Linked DNA regions of Homo sapiens: regions 2 and 3 are each linked to region 1. Evidence: chromatin contacts called from ENCODE Hi-C or POLR2A ChIA-PET data. All regions are on one chromosome and are shown on one strand. Each heading gives the region's core, a stretch centred on a gene start or an enhancer-like site at or near the end of the contact. The rest is flanking DNA. Distances are from core to core; before and after follow the strand shown. Region 1 holds the start of LINC02724 (long intergenic non-protein coding RNA 2724). Region 2 has its middle 16 kb from the start of SLC22A11. Region 3 overlaps LOC102723878 (a long non-coding RNA gene).

Region 1 (3,041 bases), core at 171-2,670:
TAAATATTTATCTTTTCCTTGTGCCAGGAACATTAGGATTATTCTTTTCTAGCAATTTTGAAGTGTACAATCGATTAATGTCACCCTACTGATCTATTGAACACCAGATGTTATTTCGTCTATGTAAGTGTGTATTTGTACCCACTCATCAACCTTTCTTCATCCCCTCCTTTCCCCCTCCCCTTCCTGGCCTCTAGTAAGCAGGTTGCTGTTGCAAATTACGTATTGAAGAAACTGGCGCTTTGTCCTATGGTTGCCTGCAGTCTGGATTTTGCTGGTCACGTCCCCTTAGCTTTGTTGAGCAGGCTCCCCAGTCCCTGTATTTCTTGTAATTTGATAGTTGGCAAACTTTTTCCATAAAGAGCCAGCGAGTAAATATTTTGGGCTTTGTGGGCTATAACAGTCTCTGTGGCAATTCCTCAACTCTGCTGTCACAGCGAGGCCGCAGCCAGAGACAACATGTAAACAGCGGAGCAGGGCTCCGTTCCCACAGCGCGGGATCTGGGTCCCAGTTTGCACAGCCCTGAGTCGAGGGTGGATCCAATCCAGGTCTGATACAGCATTTCAATGGTGATGCCGCAGCCTTCCACACTGAGGCACTTAACACCCCATTGTTCCCAATTGCATTTTAACTGAAAAAATACAAAAAGAGATCAAAACTGAAAGTGCAGTTTCCTCATGGTCCCACCACATTTTGGAGAAGTGTATAAATGGAGAAGTGAAAGCTCCATCTTCTGCCCCTTCCCCATGAGAGAGCCTCTATTCACAGCCAGGTCAGTTTCTTCCAGACTGTTAACATCCGTGTGAGTGCACATGTCTACACTGCGTGGAGCCTGCCTGCTTCCTGCCCCGCAGGCGTGTCTGCTGTGGGAAGGCTGGAGTTCTGACCTTCCCCCTCCCCCTCTGGGTGACAGGTGGCTCAGTTCTCTTCCCTGCCACGTTCAAGACCAGGTTGGGGGAGGGGGTGAATGTCACTATTCCCCTGACTGCCACTGTGGAGAGGGGAGACCCTCGCCCCTTTTCTGAATTTTTCCTTACCCCTTTCCTTGGAATAAAGCAAACACCAGACCCAAATGGATTTTAAGTGACACTTTCCCAAGAGTCTGGAGAGGGGACAGAGACTGGACGTGGTGTGTCCTGCCTGAGCCGAGTCATCTGGTTACGAGGGCAGGGGCAGGCTGGGGTGGGGCTCATGCGCCCCGGAAGCACCCTGGCTCCTCGCTCTCCCATGCCTCTCCCTTTATGTCCTCTGCTGTCCAGCGCCTGGGCCCCGGCCCTCCCTGGGACACCATCCTGCCCTGCCCGAGTCGTGGCTCTCCAGTCTCTTTCGGGGACTCGCCCCTGGCACCCACTAGATGGCGCTCCCGGCCACTCAGCTCCCCCTGCCTCGCTTGGGGTGGTGCTGGACGTCGGGAGCGCTGGCCTCTGCTCTGCTGATTTGCAGGTGGGAGTGCAGGGTGAGCCCGGCGCAGGGGATAGGAGGTGGGGGAGTCGAGAGCTGGAGTCAGGCGCCGCTCACGCTGGGATGACGGAGTGTTAACCTCAGACTCTGGGTCCCTTTGGGCCGAAGCTTTAAGAAAACAGGGGCAGCGAGCCCGGCGTCCCAAGGAGCCTTGCCAAACTGGGCATGGAGAACGGGCCTCCTGGATGGCCACCCGCCCAGCTGCCAAAGAGGCCGGAGAGCTGGAGCCGGGACTTGGAGGATCTTCTTCAGAGAGGCAGGAGGGCGGTCCGAACGTGCCCCCACCCCTGACCTCAAGCCCATGTGGAGAGGGCCAACAGAGCCTCTTGGAGAGCTGGATTTGCGTCCTCTGCAGCTTGGGGGACACGTCGTTGATGGTGACTGACACGCCCCAGAGATAGTGACATGATGATTAAGAGTGACAGCCTGAGGGAGCTGAGCGCAGCATGGCTGGTCTGGCAGCTGCTGTCGGTGTCGCGACCCCACCCCACTTCCCCGGCTCCCTGCCTCCTTCGCTGGAGAAGCATCCTCAGCCAATGGAGCCACAATACCTGGTACGTTCAGGCGACGCCCACAGCCCACGGCTAACTGTACAAAAGACTGTTCCCTCGCCTGCCTCTAGATGGCGATACCTCTGCCCCAGGGCCCCCTGCATATCTGCCAGAGCTGTATTTACCCTGGGACCACGCCTTTACCGAGTCCTTTCTCCTTCCCCGCCCCTCTGCCCTCACATCCTGGGCGGCTTGTCCCAGGATGAGCCCTCCCCTAGTAAATCCCTGTCTTGGGCTCTGTTTTCAGACAGCTGAAGGCAGGGAACAGCAGGAGGGGCCCCAGGAAGCTGGCCCCAAGGACGGGATGCTGCAGGAGGATGCCCCGCTGGCCCCTGGTGACTGGAGCCCGTTGCGGAGGCCCCTGGCACGAGGTGGCAGAGCAGCTGCTCAGGCCTCCGCCTGTGGTCACCTGGGACAGGACTCAGGTGGACGGGGATGCCCGGCTCGTTTAATATCACTGATGTTGAGAGACAGATGGGAAAATAGCCGTGAGAAGGACGTGGAGTGGGGAGGCTGTCACTGAATACTACTGACACTTAGAAGAGGGAAAATGACAAGTTCAGGGCCACGCATCACCAATTTAAAGCAAAGTCAGGATTCCTTGGCAGAATTTAACGAAATGCTTCTCTTCTATAGCCAGGGGTCAGAGGGCAGAAGACAAGGTGCAGGACTCCAGAGAAGGCCAAATTTCCAGCCCAGGGAAGTCCCTTCTCCAAAGTCAGGGCCCCAAAGGGAAGGGTGGGGTCCCTGATATCTGAGATGGACTATCTGAGGAGACACTCTTGAGACATTGAACCCCCAGATTCTCCTGTACCTCCTGGCCTGCAGAAGTGACCCATTGCCTCTGTTGGAAGACAGAGGTCCTCTTTTGCTTAAAGACCATGCAGAAACTAAGGGAAGGGACCTTACAAGATAAGGAGTTCCTCTCTCCAGCATCTGTCCCCACCTCCCCTCCTGACCACCAGGCTCAAAGCTGGATCATATCTCAGCATGACCTGACCAAGGATGTGCTTTGCATGCCAGGGACC
Region 2 (2,725 bases), core at 42-2,541, 91 kb after region 1:
CCGTTTTCTTGTGTGATCTGCCCTTTGTCCCTTCACTGTCACTATCCTCACTGCCCTGGGCTTGCCTTGGGACACAGTCCTGGGGCACCCGGCCGTCCTCAGCATGCCCCCAGCACAGGGTCACCCTCGCTGGGCCCTGCAGGCTGTGTGGCGAAATGGCCACCTGCTGCGGGTGAAGCGGGACCTGGCATGCCTGCCCTATGTCACTGCGGCAGCCTCTACCTGCACCTGGTGGAGCTGGTGTGCTTGTCACCACCTGGCACCCACGTAAGGTGTGCAGGGAGGGCGGGGCGGCCAGTGCCCCAGGGGTCCTCAGTCTCACCCACCTTTTCGAGTTGCTTTCCAGATCACTGGACCCTGGATTCCTACTATCTGGGTTCAAGTCCTGGCTCCATTATTTATTCTGCACCTGTTGGTTTTCTTAGATTCCACAAAACCATCCACACAGCCCCTTCTGCTTGGTGGGTGGGTGGATCGTGAAGCCACGCTGGCGGAGCCAGAGGGGGGCGGGGGGCTATGCAGAGGTGGAGAGAAGCCTCAGGATGTCGTGGGGGTCTGGGCGTCTGGGGGTCTGCCCTATCCTGACAGAGGACCTGAGGCGACAGGAGGAGCAGGGTGGGGCAGAGCCTGGCACTGCCCTTCGCCCTGGGAGACATCATACCCTTCAGTGCCCAGAACTACAGGGCAGGGACCCAGCTCTATTTTACCAAGTCCAGAGCCCAGATGTCCCCTCCCCCAACCAGAGGCAGCAGGAGGCTGGGCCTGTAGCCAGAGGCCCCCAGGAAGCCCCCATCTGCCCCGGCCTCTCCTCTGGGTAAAAGCCCTGCCCTCATCAGGTGAGGTGTGGCCTGACCCAGGGCCTGGCTGCAGTGGGCTCAGCAAACGTTCTTTACTGACAGACTGGGTTCCCCACATAGCCCTGTGGGGCAGGGATCCTCTGAGCAGCGGTAGAAGAGGAGTTCAATGTGCCTTCACACAGCAGGATGCTTAGTCTCTTTTCAATTTTCTTTCTTTCTTTTTTTCTTTTTTTTTGAGATGAGGTCTTGCTATGTCGCCCAGGCTGGTCTTGAACTCCTCGGCTCAAGCAATCCTGCCACCTCGGCCTCCCAAAGTGGGGGGATTACAGGTGTGAGCCATCATGCCTGGCCCCCTTTGCAATTTTCTTTCAGCCCCCTTAAGTCACTCGAGCAGGAGAATCTGCCTCCTGGGACTAGCAATGCCTTATTCTTAAAAACAAAGAATGCTGGCCTCAGCTCAGCTCCCTTGGCAGGCGAAGGTACCCAGCCAGAACTGTCACATTTGTTTCATTTGCACAGGATATTTTTACAGTTTTCTTCTATTTGTGGCGAGTGATCCTGGTTTTCCAGTTGTGGTCGTTGCTGTAGACATTCTGGGGCACATAAATGATTTAGAAGTCAGTTCGCCGAGAGAAAACCATGAATTAGATAATAGTACATGTGATCTGAAGATATGGCAGGAGTCACAAAGGTATGTAAATGACACAGGTTTGGAAAATGCTGCTCTGAGGCAAGACAAGGATCACCTGCTGGGTCAGGGATGCATTATTTTGTGACTGTGTCTTGTTCTCAGGCTATGGTGGCCTGGAGGATTTGGGAACCCCAGAACAGATGTGAGTTGATTAAGCATACACATGGCACTTCCTTTGTGGCCGGGTACTCCCCTAAGTGCTTTTCTGATGTGGCCTCACTTCATCCTCACAACTATGCCATCAGTCCAATGTTCCCATCTTACAGATTAGGAAACTGAGGCACAGTAAGCTTAGCAAGCTGCTCTGAGTCTGCCCAGCCGGTGAGTGGCAGAGCCAGGGTTTGAACGTGGCTGCCTGGCCCAGGGTCTGTGCTATGAGCTCCCACCGGGGTCCCAGCGTCTCAGCCCTTACGCCCTGCAGGGCAATTGTCGGTGCTGCGGTTGTGTCCCTGGGTCACCTTTTCAACGTGTGCCCTGCAGGAAACACAGGCCTGGCCCTGCCTGGTGCTGGTGCCTTGGAGCCTCTTAGAGTTGTTTTGTCATTTGCTGCCATGGGGGCCGCAGCCTCCACCAGGGCCCCTGCTGTGTGGGCACCGAGGGAGACTCAACATCCTTGGGGGTGGAAATCCTCTCCTGAGACTAGGGTGGCCGCTGCTGTGACTGGTGTCCCCAGGCCAGGGAAGCTGAAGCACGAAGTGTGACTGTTATTGTCCTTCCAGGGCAGAGTTAGGGGAGTGTTGGTCACTAAATGTGATAACAGGCGCCACCAGGCTTCCCTCCAGGACCGGGCATTTGGAGAAGGCACCCACCCTCCTTTCAGGACAGTGGCAGAGGAGGGGTCAGATATAAACTCACCCCCGGTTCTGAAGATCTGAGGACCCCTAAAGAACATTTCACCCCACTCCCTCCCATCACTGACCCCATCCTCCTGGGCATGGCCAGCCTGGGGGATTTTCTCCTTCTGCCTGGAACTGACACTACCCAGGACTCAGAGGACGGTGAGCAAGGTCCTAGGGAAAGGGTCGATGATGAAGAAACGAGAAGACAAGGTCCTAGGGACAAAGTTCCAAGGGAGAGGGCTCCCTGGTGGCGACAGAGAGAGCCCAGAGGTGCCCGGGTCCTGCTGGGCTGGGACGTCCTGTCCTCAGTCTCCCAAAAGGCTCTGGGGTCAAGCTGTCCCCTCGGCTCCAGGTTCTGTTCTGCCCGCGTTGTGAACAGCTGGAGGCCCCTACTCTGC
Region 3 (2,934 bases), core at 81-2,580, 120 kb before region 1:
GTCACGTCTGTGAGAACAGACACTCAGTAGGAGGGGAGCCAGCCTCCCTGCCCAGGGTTGCAGGTGCTCAGCCTACCCGAGTCGTGCTGCCCACCAACCTCTGTCACTGTGGTTCTCTCCCACAACCTGCCACCCCTTCAGGGGTCCCAGGTGGGGGCAGGGAAGGAGGCTGACTGCACCTCGAGCTGCCCTGGTAAACTGCCTGCCTCTCCTCTCCTGCCAAACTCGGGGGTACAGTGTTGTCCTCATGGACACGCATAACACAAAGCCCCTTTCTTTCCCGGATACCACCTCTTTATCCTCTCATCATACAAATGAGAAAACAGACGTGGAGCTTCCTACAGGGCACCTGTGAGCTAATGAGTGTCTCCATTAGTAAATAGGGGGTGGTGGTAGCAAATAGCCCACCCCACTGGCTGTGCACCCCACGCTACCCAGGCAGCTCCCTGCTATCGGGGAAGCCCAGCTCCGTCTCTGTCACTCTGCTGCCTGTTTCCTCTGCTCCTGGGCTATTATCTGGGCTGGCTGAGGCCAAGCAAGGCCTCTAGAGGAAGTGTCCCCTCCAAGGTCTGTTGCCACTGGCTGGGCCTCTAGGAAGGGTTGAGAGGGCTTCCAGGGCTGGGGTGGCCCTCTAGGACAGCCTGGTGTGGGTGGCGGTGGGGCTGTGGCCTCAGTGGCCCTGACTGCTGAGCATGTGGCTGAGCTTGCTGGAGTGAGGACGTCCTTGGGTGGGGGCACGGAGGACTGGCCCTGGAAGCTGCTCCAGGCCCTGGAGGGCCCAAGATTAAACAGCACCTGGCAAGAGAACCTTGCATAGCTGTCTCCAGGTTGGACAGGTGGGGCTTCAGGCCTGGAGATAAGGGCAGACCAGGCCACGGTGTCCTGGACCAGAGAGCCCTGGACATCTGGGCTGCACCTGGCAGAGCTGTGCGTGTGGCCTTCCTGGGCTCTTGGTGGCCGAAAGACCAATGTTAAAAAACATAACAGGCCAGGCGGGGTGGCTTACACCTGTAATCCCAGCACCGTGGGAGGCCAAGGCGGGTGGATCATTTTAGGTCAGGAGTTTGAGACTAGCCTGGCCAACATGGAGAAATCCCATATCTACTAAAAATACAAAAATTACTTGGGCATGGTGGCGCATGTCTGTAATCCCGGCTACTGGGGAGGGAGGCTGAGGCAGGAGAATTGCTTGAACCTGGGAGGTGGAGGTTGCAGTGAGCCGAGATCGTGCCACTGCATGCCAGCCTGGGAGACAGAGCAGGAGTCTGTCTCAAAAAAAAAAAAAAAAAAAAAAAAAAGAAAAGAAGCTGAAACATCCACCCAACAACACATGCCCCAGTGAAACTCACTTGCCTGTCCTAGCATGCCCAAGGCCATAGCAACTGAGACCAGAAGGCCAAGGGTGTTACTCAGCATCAGTGGTTCTGGGCCTTCCTGGGTCTAGAGTCCCTTTGAAACGCAGCTGAACAGACCCCAACATGAGCCTGAAGAGTGTTGACCTAAAAGGAAGAAGCCTAGGCAAAATTAATATCAGCGGAGACTTTATTTGGGCCAAGCTTGAGGATTGCATCCCAGGAGCACAGATTCAAGTTGCCCTGAATATACACTCCGATTAGCAGAAGTTGAAATGGATTTTAAAAGGACAAGAGAGCTCCTGAGTTGTTTACTAAGAATTTACATTAAAATAACAAACTGGCTGGCTGCAGTGGCTCAGGCCTGTAATCCCGGTTCCTCTGGCAGCTGAGGTGGAAGCATTGATTCAGGCCAGTTTGAGACCAGCTTGGACAACATAGCAAGACACCGTCCCTACAAAATAAATAAATAAATAAATAAGTAAATATATAAATAAGTTGTCGTAGTGCATGCCTGTGGTCGTAGCTACTCAGGAGGCTGAGGCGGGAGGATCGCTTGACACCAGGAGTTGGTGACTAACTACAGTTAGTGAGCTATAATCGTGCCACTACCCTCCAGCCTGGGTGACAGAGCGAGACCTTGTCTCTAAAAAAATAAAAATAGGCCGGGTGTGGTGGCTCACACCTATAATCCCAGCACTTTGGGAGGCTGAGGTGGGCGGATCACCTGAGGTCGGGAGTTCGAGACCAGCCTAACCAACATGGAGAAACCCCGTCTCTACTAAAAATACAAAATTAGCCAGGTGTGGTGGCTCATGCCTGTAATCCCAGCTACTCGGGCGGCTGAGGCAGAAGAATCACTTGAACCTGGGAGGCGGAGGTTTTGGTGAGCCAAGATCTCACCACTGCACTCCAGCCTGGGCAACAAGAGCCAAACTCTGTCTCAAAAAAAAAAAAACCCAAAACAAAAACAACTAAATAAAAATAAATTAGTGACACCCCGTCTCTACCAAAAAAATAAAATAATTGGGTGGGTGTGGTAGCACGTGCCTATAGTTCGAGCTACTCCAGAGGCTGAGTTGGGAAAATCACTTGAGCCCAGGAGGCCAAGACTGCAGTGAGTTATGATTATGCCACTGCACTCCAGCCTGGGTAATAGAGCAAGACCCTGCCTCAAAAAAAAAAAAAAAAAAAAAAGGCTCAATAAAAGGTTATTTGAAAGATAAAAATCAGGCCAGGCATGGTGGCTCACGCCTGTAATCCTAGCACTTTGGGAGGCTGAGGTGGGCGGATCACCTGAGGTCAGGAGTTTGAGACCAGCCTGGCCAACATGGTGAAACCCCATCTCTACTAAAAATACAAAATTAGCCAGGCATGGTGGTGCCATGCCTGTAGTCCCAGCTACTTGGGAGGCTGAGACAGGAGAATTACTTGAACCTGGGAGGCAGAGGTTGCAGTGAGTCGAGATCACGCCATTGCACTCCAACCTGGGCAACAGAATGAGTCTCACCACAACCTCCGCTTCCCGGGTTCAAGCGATTCTTGTGCCTCAGCCTCCTGAGTAACTGGGACTACAGGCGCG

The links. A loop is a pair of places that touch in the nucleus more often than their neighbours do. ChIA-PET counts read pairs that join two places held with the same protein, here RNA polymerase II (POLR2A). Pooled maps may share reads with other maps.
Region 2: a loop to region 1 is called in a map with no recorded cell type, with 2.0 times the contacts of the local background. The contact joins the enhancer-like site here to the promoter of LINC02724 in region 1. A Hi-C loop is called at or near these places in 6 of 168 maps with a recorded cell type or tissue (B cell, G401, PC-9 and 3 more), 5 of 37 single-sample maps with no recorded cell type and 16 of 50 pooled maps. POLR2A ChIA-PET finds 5 or more read pairs at or near these places in 4 of 52 experiments (B cell, HEK293, Panc1 and 1 more).
Region 3: POLR2A ChIA-PET joins it to region 1 with 15 read pairs in A673. The contact joins the enhancer-like site here to the promoter of LINC02724 in region 1. A Hi-C loop is called at or near these places in 7 of 168 maps with a recorded cell type or tissue (B cell, Caco-2, GM12878 and 4 more), 9 of 37 single-sample maps with no recorded cell type and 15 of 50 pooled maps. POLR2A ChIA-PET finds 5 or more read pairs at or near these places in 11 of 52 experiments (A673, B cell, CD4-positive, alpha-beta T cell and 8 more).

The regions. Positions count from the first base shown.
Region 1 is chr11:64,447,637-64,450,677 of GRCh38, forward strand. LINC02724 (long intergenic non-protein coding RNA 2724) reads left to right here and starts at 1,421. Exons shown (of 2, transcript NR_073177.1): 1 at 1,421-2,016; 2 at 2,261-3,041. RefSeq lists an enhancer at 1,760-2,009, a cis regulatory region at 1,899-2,168 and a silencer at 1,946-2,141.
Region 2 is chr11:64,538,639-64,541,363 of GRCh38, forward strand. No RefSeq gene overlaps it. Among named protein-coding and RNA genes, the nearest start is that of SLC22A11, 16 kb to the right of the region's middle. RefSeq lists an enhancer at 1,346-1,884. Within about 2 kb of position 1,292, at least 2 of the 41 ENCODE cell types and tissues checked have a DNase peak (open chromatin) inside an H3K27ac peak, as active enhancers do.
Region 3 is chr11:64,323,526-64,326,459 of GRCh38, forward strand. It overlaps LOC102723878 (a long non-coding RNA gene), which reads right to left. Exons shown (of 4, transcript NR_188518.1): 4 at 1,525-1,806. Among named protein-coding and RNA genes, the nearest start is that of PRDX5, 6.9 kb to the left of the region's middle. RefSeq lists a silencer at 1,815-1,967. Within about 2 kb of position 1,331, at least 2 of the 41 ENCODE cell types and tissues checked have a DNase peak (open chromatin) inside an H3K27ac peak, as active enhancers do; they include mammary epithelial cell, where a contact is called at or near this core.